Linked DNA regions of Homo sapiens: region 2 is linked to region 1. Evidence: chromatin contacts called from ENCODE Hi-C or POLR2A ChIA-PET data. All regions are on one chromosome and are shown on one strand. The core of a region is the stretch at or near the end of the contact, and the rest is flanking DNA. Distances in the headings are between cores, read along the strand shown.

Region 1 (5,034 bases), core at 584-3,083:
CTTAGATTCTTTCAGATTTTTGTTATAATAATATTCAAAACACATACTTAATGGCAAATCTTTTTGTAAATATGTGTGTGGAGGCTAAAGCAAAATTATCTGGATGCTAATTTGTCATGTTGACTGCTGATTAACTCCAGTTCCAAGAAGGCCTCTAAGATTTCCAGTTTATTGATTGTTCCTTGTGTAAGAGAATGTACTTACTGTAAATCCTGCCCTTAGGTCAAAATGACCTTGATATTATACATCAATTGTCCTACACATTCCTTCTGAATCACACATATCTTTTCCTTATGTTCTATAAGTCCTGGGTCTCGGGGGTAAGGGCACAGGGATCCACCGTTTTGTCTTGCCACTCCTGAGACACAGGCATGGTTTCTGTTCCTAAGTCCCTATCAAATGTTTCTTTCTCAGAAACTGGGTTTGTCAGCCTCTTTCTTTGGCCTCTCTGCTTCCTTGGACTTTCTGGGGTAGGTTTGCATAGACCTGTCCACCTCAGAACAATATGTATATGTACTATTTAAAAACATACACATTAATACACATATTTTTAAGAATCTGAGTCAATTTTCCAAATTATCATTCAGAAAGATGTAGTGATTTAGAAGTCTAACAGAAGTATTCAAAAGTTCCTGTTTCCCCCAAATCCTTGCCAGTCCAGAATAATAGCCTTTTAAGAAATCATTGTCGGTCTGATCTGTGAAAAATATTATTTCCTTGTTGTGAGGATAATTTTATACCAGATCAAAGGAGAGGAGTAGGTATTAAAACTAGAGTTCTACTGACTAATTCTAAACTCTGTGAAGAGTTTTACTTACAGCGAGTCGATTGCTAGAAGCAGAGGAAAAGGGAAATACCAGAAATACCCTGTTGTAAATTTTTCTTTTTTAGTAATATAATAATTTATATTCATGAAGATGATGCTTTTCTGGACCACACGTCTGAAGAAACTTCAAACCATAGGTAGAAAGTATATAGTTAGTATAGCTATAAGTATCAGGGCACTAGATGAATGTTTACAGTTTAAAAAGTAATTAAGGCCGGGCATGGTGGCTCACGCCTATAATCCCAGCACTTTGAGAGGCCAAGGCGGGTGGATCACCTGAGGTCAGGAGTTTGAGACCAGCCTGGCCAACATGGTGAAACCCCGTCTCTACTAAAAAAAAAAAAAAATACAAAAATTAGCCGGGAGTGGTGGTGGACGCCTGTAATCCCAGCTACTTGGGAGGCTGAGGCCGGAGAATCTCTTGAACCTGGGAGGTAGAGGTTACAGTGAGCCAAGATTGTGCCACTGCACTCCAGCCTGGGCGACAGAGCAAGACTCTGTCTCAAAAAAAAAAGAAAACAAGTAATTAAATACTAAACTAAAATAGTAATGTATAGGGCAAGAATCAGAAAATAAACATTGTTGGGTGACTTATAGCAGAAGTAGAGGAAAATAGAGTTTAGTTTAACATTATAGAAATAAAGATTTGTACTCTTGGCCTGGTAAAATTTTAAACTGTTGCCTCTAATAGGATAATGTTTTGCTCTCATATTTCCCCTTCTTCATCCATAATTTCATTTCATTTTGGATTATTTTTATTTATGTGATCTCTTCGCTTTCATTCAGTCTTTTGGGAATATGACTTCTGCAATGTGAAGGTGAAATTTGCCCGTGTGTAATTTTGAAAGGTTGTTGATAGATTCCAAACACAGCTGTCAGTATATTTTTACTTTGGGAATTTCTTGCCTTGGTAGCTTGACCACAATCAGGAAGGTAGAAACATGGCTAGCAGCAGTCAGAGACGAAAGCAGTCTACTCACCCACTCACCTCCAACTTGGGCCAAGAAGGGCCTACCCTCTGTCCTCATCTGTCTTGTGACCAAGCACATGGTGCTGTTACGAAAGCAGCAGCTCTTTTATTAAGGACCAGAGCCTTGCATTTTCTAAGGCCCCACACCCCTGCAAGAGTGTTTATCCTCTCCACAGCGACAGAGTAAGCTCCTAGGTTGCTTTAGTTTGACCTCCCACTATGTGGGAAAAGATTGGTAAATAGGAGTCTTGTGGCTGGAAAGCAAGATGAGTGGGCTTGAGCAACAGGAAAGTATATCTCCATTTGTAGGGATTTTCTAGGACATCATTTTCAGAGAAATAATATTTTTAAAGGTTTTTTTAAAAAGGGGAAACATGCTGTTTAAAGCATTCCCCTAGTGCCTTTAGTGTACCAGAAGTTTTGTGTATTATTTCTGATCTTTTCAGCAGTCCTATGAGGCTGATACTGTTACTGCCATTTTGTAGATAAGAAAACTGAGCTTCTGAAAAGTTAAATCATTGGCTTAAAGTCACAGAGGTAAAAAAGGCCGTGATTGAAACCCAAGCCTGATTTATTACAAAATTCCTTACTCTTTCCATGCAGCTTAGGTTTTGCTTAAAAACAGCAGGGGAGTGGAGTTCAAAGTTTGCAAGTGTTTATTCTTCTATTTCTGTTTAGATATGCAGTATTACTTGATTTTTTATTTGAACCATGTTTTTCAGCAATCAAAGGATTTATTACAGGATGTTTTCCTGCCGGCAAAGTCTATTGAGCTGAATCACAAACACTGCCTTGCCTTCTGTCACTATTCATAATTTATAGATTGTTGGTTCCTCATTAGCATTATATCCAAGTCATGTATTTTGAACGATCCTTTCAAGGCTTTTGTAAGGATGATAAGGGAGAGGTGGGGCCAGGCATTTTATAGATAACTTTAAGTAGGAAACAAATGATTACTTTATCTGGATATGGATCATTACAATTCTGCTGGTTCAAGAAAAATAGTATTCAAAGAAAGTGAGAGATAAGTTGAAAGAGTAAATAGGCCGGGCGCGGTGGCTCACGCCGGTAATCCCAGCACTTTGAGAGGCCGAGATGGGCGGATCATGAGGTCAGGAGTTCGAGACCAGCCTGACCAATATGGTGAAACCCCATCTCTACTAAAAATACAAAAATTAGCCGGGTGTAGTGGCCCATGCCTGTAATCCCAGCTACTCAGGAGGCTGAGACAGGAGAATCCTTGAAACCAGGAGGCGGAGGTTACAGTGAGCCAAGATCACACCACTGCACTCTAGTCTGGGCGACAGAGCAAGACTCTGTCTCAAAAAAAAAGTAAATAACCAGGACAATGATCCATGAAAAGCACTAAATGTAATTGCTATAAATCAAGAAATTGAAAAATACCTTTGGTAATATCAGTGCAATGGAGTGAATGTTTATGTCCCTCCCAAAATTCAGATGCCAAAATCTGAATCCCTGATGTGATGGTATTTGAAGGTGGGACTTTTGGGAGGTGATTAGGTCCTGAGAGTGACCTCACGAGGAGGATTAGCGCCATTATGATGGACACTCCAGAGAGCTGTCTTATTTCTTTCTACCATGTGTGAACACAATGAGAAGACAGCAGTCTGCAGCCTGGAAGAGGACCCTCACCAGAACCTGACCATCTTAGCACTGTGTTTTGGACTTCCAGGCTCCATAACTGTGAGAAATAAATTTCTGTTGTTTATCAGCTACCCAATCTATAGTACTTCGTTATAGCAGCCCAAATGGACTGACACAATCAGAAACATATATGGTGGGAACTCAGGATTCAATCAGAGAAGAAGAGTGGATGTATACATTTCTATATTGTCTTATAGTGTATTATATATGATATACACAAAGGAATTTATCACAATAATTTGACTTTATGTAACTGGGGAGTCTCTGTAAGGCTGCTGTCTTCACATCTGATGATGGAACTTGTAAGTCTACAAGACAGGTAGGTGAGAAGGAAAGATAGATGTAAAGAAAGGGGGAGCAAGAACAAGCTGGACCCCACAAGCATAAATAAGGTGGAGCCCACAGGACAGACTGAAACCACATCAGTTCTTGTCTTAGACCTCGGTGGTGTGGGTGGCCTATAGAAGCTGGGCTTTTCTTCATGGAGCTAAACACCCATCCTGGTCTCAGGAGTCAAAGAAGCTGAAGGAGTATCTAGGAAAAGGTGAGGCAGTTTTGGTAGTGTCCACGGCCTCTAATACTTCCTAGATAAGTGACAACATGGTTGGGCTGCAAAATGGCTGCCACTTCATGTCTGCCCTCCATGTCTCCCACGAAAGTCTCCTGTGGCCCAACCTAACAAGAGAAACATACAGGAAAGGGAAACTTGAGAATTTAGTTCAGGCTAGCCATGTTGGTACATTACAAAGTTACCACAGTAAAAGAAATGATTATTATGTGTATAGCACTAGAATAAAATGGACAAAATGCTTTTGGCCAAAATAGAATGAACTCTTCATGAGATGAATTCAGATGCCTTCTGACTAACGTAACACACAGCCCTTCTTTTTAGGGGTCTTGCTGTCTCCCTGCACCTTTAGCAGGTATGAAGCCTAGGTCATATAGCCCTATTTCAGGGAGTTTGCTGCCTGTCTGTGTGTTGGCCTGGAGAGCATGGTGCTGGGCTTTTTTTGCTGCTGTTAACTAATATTCATGCTATCATTGACTCTGCTCTCATATTGCTTCCCTTTCTTCTTCCCTGATAAGTGATGTTTTAGTCCATGTATGCTACTATTACAAAATATCACAGATTAGATCATTTATTTTTAAACAATGTATTTTCTCACAGTTCTGGAGGCTGGGAAATCCAAGATCAAGGCACCAGTAGGAGTCAGTCCTCTCAAACTCTGCTGTGGCTGTGTATAATATCTAGTGAGGGCCTGTTCCATCTATGTCATCTTCTCATGGCATCCTCACATGGTGGAAGACAGAAAGGCGAGAGACAGCCCAACTCTCCCTCGGATCCCATCCATGAGGGCAGAGCCCTTGTGGTTCAGTCACTTCCTAAAGGCCCCACCTCTTGATACTGTTACACTGGGATTAAGTTTTAATGTGCATTTTGGCGAGAGACACAAACATTCAAACCAGAGCAATTCCCTTCTCAAATTTCCAAGTCTCAAAATTTTTTTTTCAAATTTTAAGTTCAGGTGTACATGTGCAGAATGTGCAGGGTTGTTACATAGGTAAATGTGTG
Region 2 (4,857 bases), core at 852-3,351, 66 kb after region 1:
TTTGGAAGAACTACATTTACTATTCATGGTAAAAAAATTATGGATATAATTTCATAAAGCTATGTATAAAGGAATGAACACCTTTCATGATTATCTGATGGGGGATAGATTTTATATGATTTTTATTTTTACCTTTGTTTTTAATTACTTAACTATTTTTTTAAATGAGCACAGATAATTGAGGGAAGGGGAGACTATATCCATTGTGGGAAAAATTTACATTAATGGAGACATAATAATGACAATCTTATAAATTCGCCTCAAGACTATGTCTCACATGTCTCTAGAACTCAAAACAAATTAATGCTAACAAGAAAAGGTTTAGTTATTACATATAAGACTTAAAATGTAATGCTCCAAACATCAGGTCTTGAAAGTGAGGGAAGAGAGAGACCCTCTCATATTGTTTTATACTCAGTACCTGTTTTAAGAAAAAAACAAGGAAGTGAAATCAAAGACAGGCAGCCCGGCGCCAGGCCCAAAATCAGACCTGGGCCTGCCTGGCCTAAACCTAGTAGTTAAAAATCAACTCATGGCTTAGAAACCGATGTTATTCATAGATTCCAGGTATTGTATAGAAGAACATTGTGAAACTCCCTGCCCAGTTCTGTTTCTCTATGACCACTGGTGCATGCAGCCCCTGTCACGTACCCCTTGCTTGCTCAAATCAATCACGACCCTTTCATGTAAAATCTTTAGTGTTGTGAGCCCTTAAAGGGGACAGAAATTGTGCACTCGGGGAGCTCGGATTTTAAGGCAGTAGCTTGCCAATGCTCCCAGCTGAATAAAGCCCTTCCTTATACAACTCAGTGTCTGAGAGGTTTTGTCTGCGGCTTGTCCTGCTACAAAAGCAGGGTGTTTTTAGCAGAAGTAAAATTCAGTCTATATTTCAGTGTATGCAGACCTCTCAAGCAAGCAGTTTCATTTAAAAAATTGGTGACGTATTTCTCACATTAACAAATTTGAAGTAAATTTAACAGTGTGTTTCACCTATTGAATAGGAAATGGTAAGAATTTATATATAGATTCTATGTAAATATTTATATACTTTAAATGAATTTTGCCATAAACAAGCTGTACTTACATTACTTTTAATGATATTGATTAAATTGTAAATTCCTGAGGGGATTCATAGTATCACGTTATCATTTAAGAGATTTTTTTCTTTTTTGATTCTGTTCTCCCTGGCTATCATCATCTTGGCATTATGCAGACTTTGTGGTGCAGAGAAATAGTGGACCCAGGTCCCAAAGTTCTCCCTGAATGGCAGAGCATGCATAAGAGGCAGATCTAAAAGTGATGAGGCAGAACAGATATGATCACAGGGCAGAAGCCTCACAGAAGCAGGGGAAACATCCCTGTTTGGAGTTGGGAGTGGGCAGGAGAATTTCTGTTGCTATCCATTTGGAGAGAAGGCTGCAGGAGAAGGGCTATCCTCAGGGGAGGCCCAGGATTCCTGTAGGGCCTGGAGGTGAAGAGACTTCTAAGACAGGATGAGGATGCAGGAAGTTGATTAGCAAGGGATTAGGATTCCAAAGGCTGCAGTGGAAGGGGCTGTGATGCAGGATAATTGTGGGAGTCACCAAAGCTGAGAAAATGCAGAAGGGCGTAGGGAACTAGACAAGGTAGGAGGTCTGAGCTGGGATTAGGCACTTGCCTTTCTCCCTGTAAAGGAAAGTTATGATTAGTAGCGACTGGCCTCCACCCAACTAGGTACAAATTATATTGGTGCCATAACTGCCTAAGGGTCCCAGGCACTTGGACCTGCCTCCAGTATTTGTTATATGGGCATGGTGACAGTGGTGGAGCAGAAGGGCAAAGTCCCCCAGGAGGCTCACTTGAGTTCTGGGTTGATGAGTACTGTTGTGCTGAGCCTTTGTATTCTCACCGTCTATATAATCACTTACAATGATTATTTTGTGAATATAAAACATCTACTCTCTGGTTATGAGTTAAACTCTTCAGACTCAATTTCTGGGGATTTTTGGTTTTCTTCCCTGAATTCAGGACATGCCCTACTTCAACTTGGGATGCGGACTGCTAGAGTGTTGTGGTTCTGTCATACTTGGCTGTGAGTGAGACTCATTTCTTTGAGCTCCCTTTGTTTTGTGAAGCTCAGTGTTCCAAGTTCTCTCGTCCCTAAGGTCCTTGGCTGATGACTGCTTCGTAACCACATTCTTCTAGCCAACATGATGTAAACTAACAGAGCTTGCCAGTAGCTCTGTGATCTCTGAGAGATCACTTTAAGAAAAAAGGCTGAATTCATTGACTCACAAAACCAGTCTTTTGGCATACATGGAAGCCAATGAAGAAAGTATGTGAAAAGACAAGTTGCAACAATCCATTCTTAAGAGCCATTGTTGGCCCTTTCTAAATTTCTGTTCTTTTAACTTTTGAAACTGCTGTCTTTGTATCTGAAAACATTAAGCTATTATGAACTAGAATTTGCCAATGCCAAATTGAAAGCAATTTTATGAGTTTAAAATGTCATTGCCAATAAAACGTTACCAAATACTTTCTTTTAGTATTTCAGTGTAGAGTTGAAACATTTCTTTAGATACAGGCAGGGGAAGTTCATTTTTGAAGATATAAGTTATGAGCATTTTAAGAGGGACAATCACGACCTAGCTGAGGTTTTCATGGATCTAGTTTTGATGTGACTTTCAATCTTAGGTTATTTTGATCTTTTCTTTCTATTTCTTAAATTAAGTTGCTTTGCAAACAACTACATATTTAATGGTCTCAGAATAGGTAAATAACATGGTCATTTTATGGGCTGCTATTGGACATTGTTCTAATATCCCCAAACTCTACTCCTATCTAATTTTCCTACCTGTCTGGATGGCACTAGGCTTAGAATAAGATTTTTTTTTTAACCATGGTCATAGTAATATTCGTCCATGTTTCTCTTTCGTGATCCCTACTTCAAAATGCCAAACCCAAATATTAGTCTCTTGGCCTTTTGTTTATTGTTCTTATGAAAATTGCATAGCTTATCTGTGCTAAAAGGGTAGACTTTAAAATTTATTTTCTCCCATGAGGTTTATAAAACATGACTAAATGAAACTCATGTTTTAGCTTTTGGAATGGGAAACAAATTGGAATATTGGGATATAATTCTTTCCCATTTAATGAAAGTATGACTAGACTTTTGACCTACACTGATTCAGGAAAGTGATATTAAGGCAAAATGTTTTAAGTAATTAGCTCTCTTTCTCAATTTGCGATTTTTTTTTAAAAAAGAAGAAACTTTGAAAAATTAAAGACAGATACTAAATATTAACTATAAAAGGATTTCAGTATGAGGGATAATAAATGTTTGAAAGATTCCAAGACAGATAAAGTATAAGAATTGCATGGATAAGTAACTTTTAATTCATAATATAAGTGACATTTTCTTATTTACATTTACGTGAAAGTCTAGTCATACTTGCTTTAAATGAAATCTAATCGAGTACTTACAGATGAAGAACGCTAAGTGTAACTTTATATTTGGTCTTAGATGATTCATTAGAAAATCCTTGATTTATAGATAAGCAAATTGTCTCTAAGAGACTGGAATATTTTTTAAAGCTCCCCAAATTTTTAGGGCCAAAACCAGAGTTTCAACATAGTTCTCTGGATTATTAGACATCATTAAATTAAACTTTTTTTTCTAAAATATACATAGTGGAAAGAGGCTTCCATGAATTGCAGTAAGGTCTTTGTGCTGGTGCTTGAAGAGAGACCTCATGCTAGGAAATTCTTGCCTCCAGAAATTACCAATATATCATTTCCTGCAGTGACATATTAATTTGTCACTTTATTTGCCTTAATCAGTCCTACATGGATGGTCCAGTAGGCCTGAACTCAGAATGTAGTTTATACCAGCTTTTAAAAGGCATTTCTTTACCCTATCAAGTAGCATACCTATTAATAGGCATCTAAAATCATACCAAATTTATTTTCCATAAACAGCACATCCCAGCTTCTCAGGCCCACATTCTAAACAAGTAGCAAGTAAGTAGACTCTAGGTATAACCATTCCATTATTTACTATTGTCATGTCATCTTATAGAGAGATCTCTTAGACTCAACACAAAATATCCTTCTTTTTTATTTTTGTTGACCTTTCGACAGCCTTTGACTCCTGGCTTAGAAATCAGTTATAAGACAAAATGCAGTAGCTCAGTATTGATCCCCCTGTTACAGACGCTTATGCAGAAGCAGGAACTGAGGAGTAGAAGTATTCTCTTGTTGGATCAGAAAATATTTGCCAGTTCATTAAATAGGAATGTGTTCTGGACTTACTTTTGGATAAACAAGTTGCATTCATTTTTTTTCCCTCTCAGCCACGAAAAAGAAAAGACCCATATTCAGATGATATGAGTTTATTATCTGGAACTAGGAGTGACTTAGAGACTACTGGTTCTATTCTCTAATCACTGCCAGACAAAAGAACATGGCTTCAGATCAACTATCCCAAAATCAAGGTGTTTATTTTTGGTAGACATTTCACCTAGTTTATAATTGACATCTCTATTAATCAAGTTTCCTCAAAGTAATTGTGACCTAGGATGCTCCTTTCTGGTGCAAAGGACATGACATTTAAATCCGGAGAATACCTCTGGATTAAGATGATTATGTGAGCAAACGTGTTTTCTTCTCATAATTTTACCCTTACCTTCTTTATGACTATCTAGTAGAGTAGAAGATTCATAAGCAAGATTAATTAGGATAGCTTATAGGAAATAGAGAAGTTATTATCTTTGTAAATATGAGTAATTTAAAAATTGTAATACAGTAATATTTTAAATTGCTTATACACATATTAATTTTATAACTTTCTGTTTAAGCAGAATATTCTTCTCCCCAGCC

Evidence for each region. A loop is a pair of places that touch in the nucleus more often than their neighbours do. ChIA-PET counts read pairs that join two places held with the same protein, here RNA polymerase II (POLR2A). Pooled maps may share reads with other maps.
Region 2: a loop to region 1 is called in a map of heart left ventricle, with 2.0 times the contacts of the local background. The contact joins two enhancer-like sites. A Hi-C loop is called at or near these places in 2 of 168 maps with a recorded cell type or tissue (Calu3 and heart left ventricle), 3 of 37 single-sample maps with no recorded cell type and 3 of 50 pooled maps. POLR2A ChIA-PET finds 5 or more read pairs at or near these places in 2 of 52 experiments (activated CD4-positive, alpha-beta T cell and naive thymus-derived CD4-positive, alpha-beta T cell).

Annotation. Positions count from the first base shown.
Region 1 is chr2:190,092,103-190,097,136 of GRCh38, forward strand. It overlaps a transcript of AKAP19 not described here. Among named protein-coding and RNA genes, the nearest start is that of MSTN, 32 kb to the left of the region's middle. Within about 2 kb of position 1,834, at least 5 of the 41 ENCODE cell types and tissues checked have a DNase peak (open chromatin) inside an H3K27ac peak, as active enhancers do.
Region 2 is chr2:190,157,475-190,162,331 of GRCh38, forward strand. It overlaps a transcript of AKAP19 not described here. Among named protein-coding and RNA genes, the nearest start is that of AKAP19, 21 kb to the right of the region's middle. Within about 2 kb of position 2,102, at least 7 of the 41 ENCODE cell types and tissues checked have a DNase peak (open chromatin) inside an H3K27ac peak, as active enhancers do.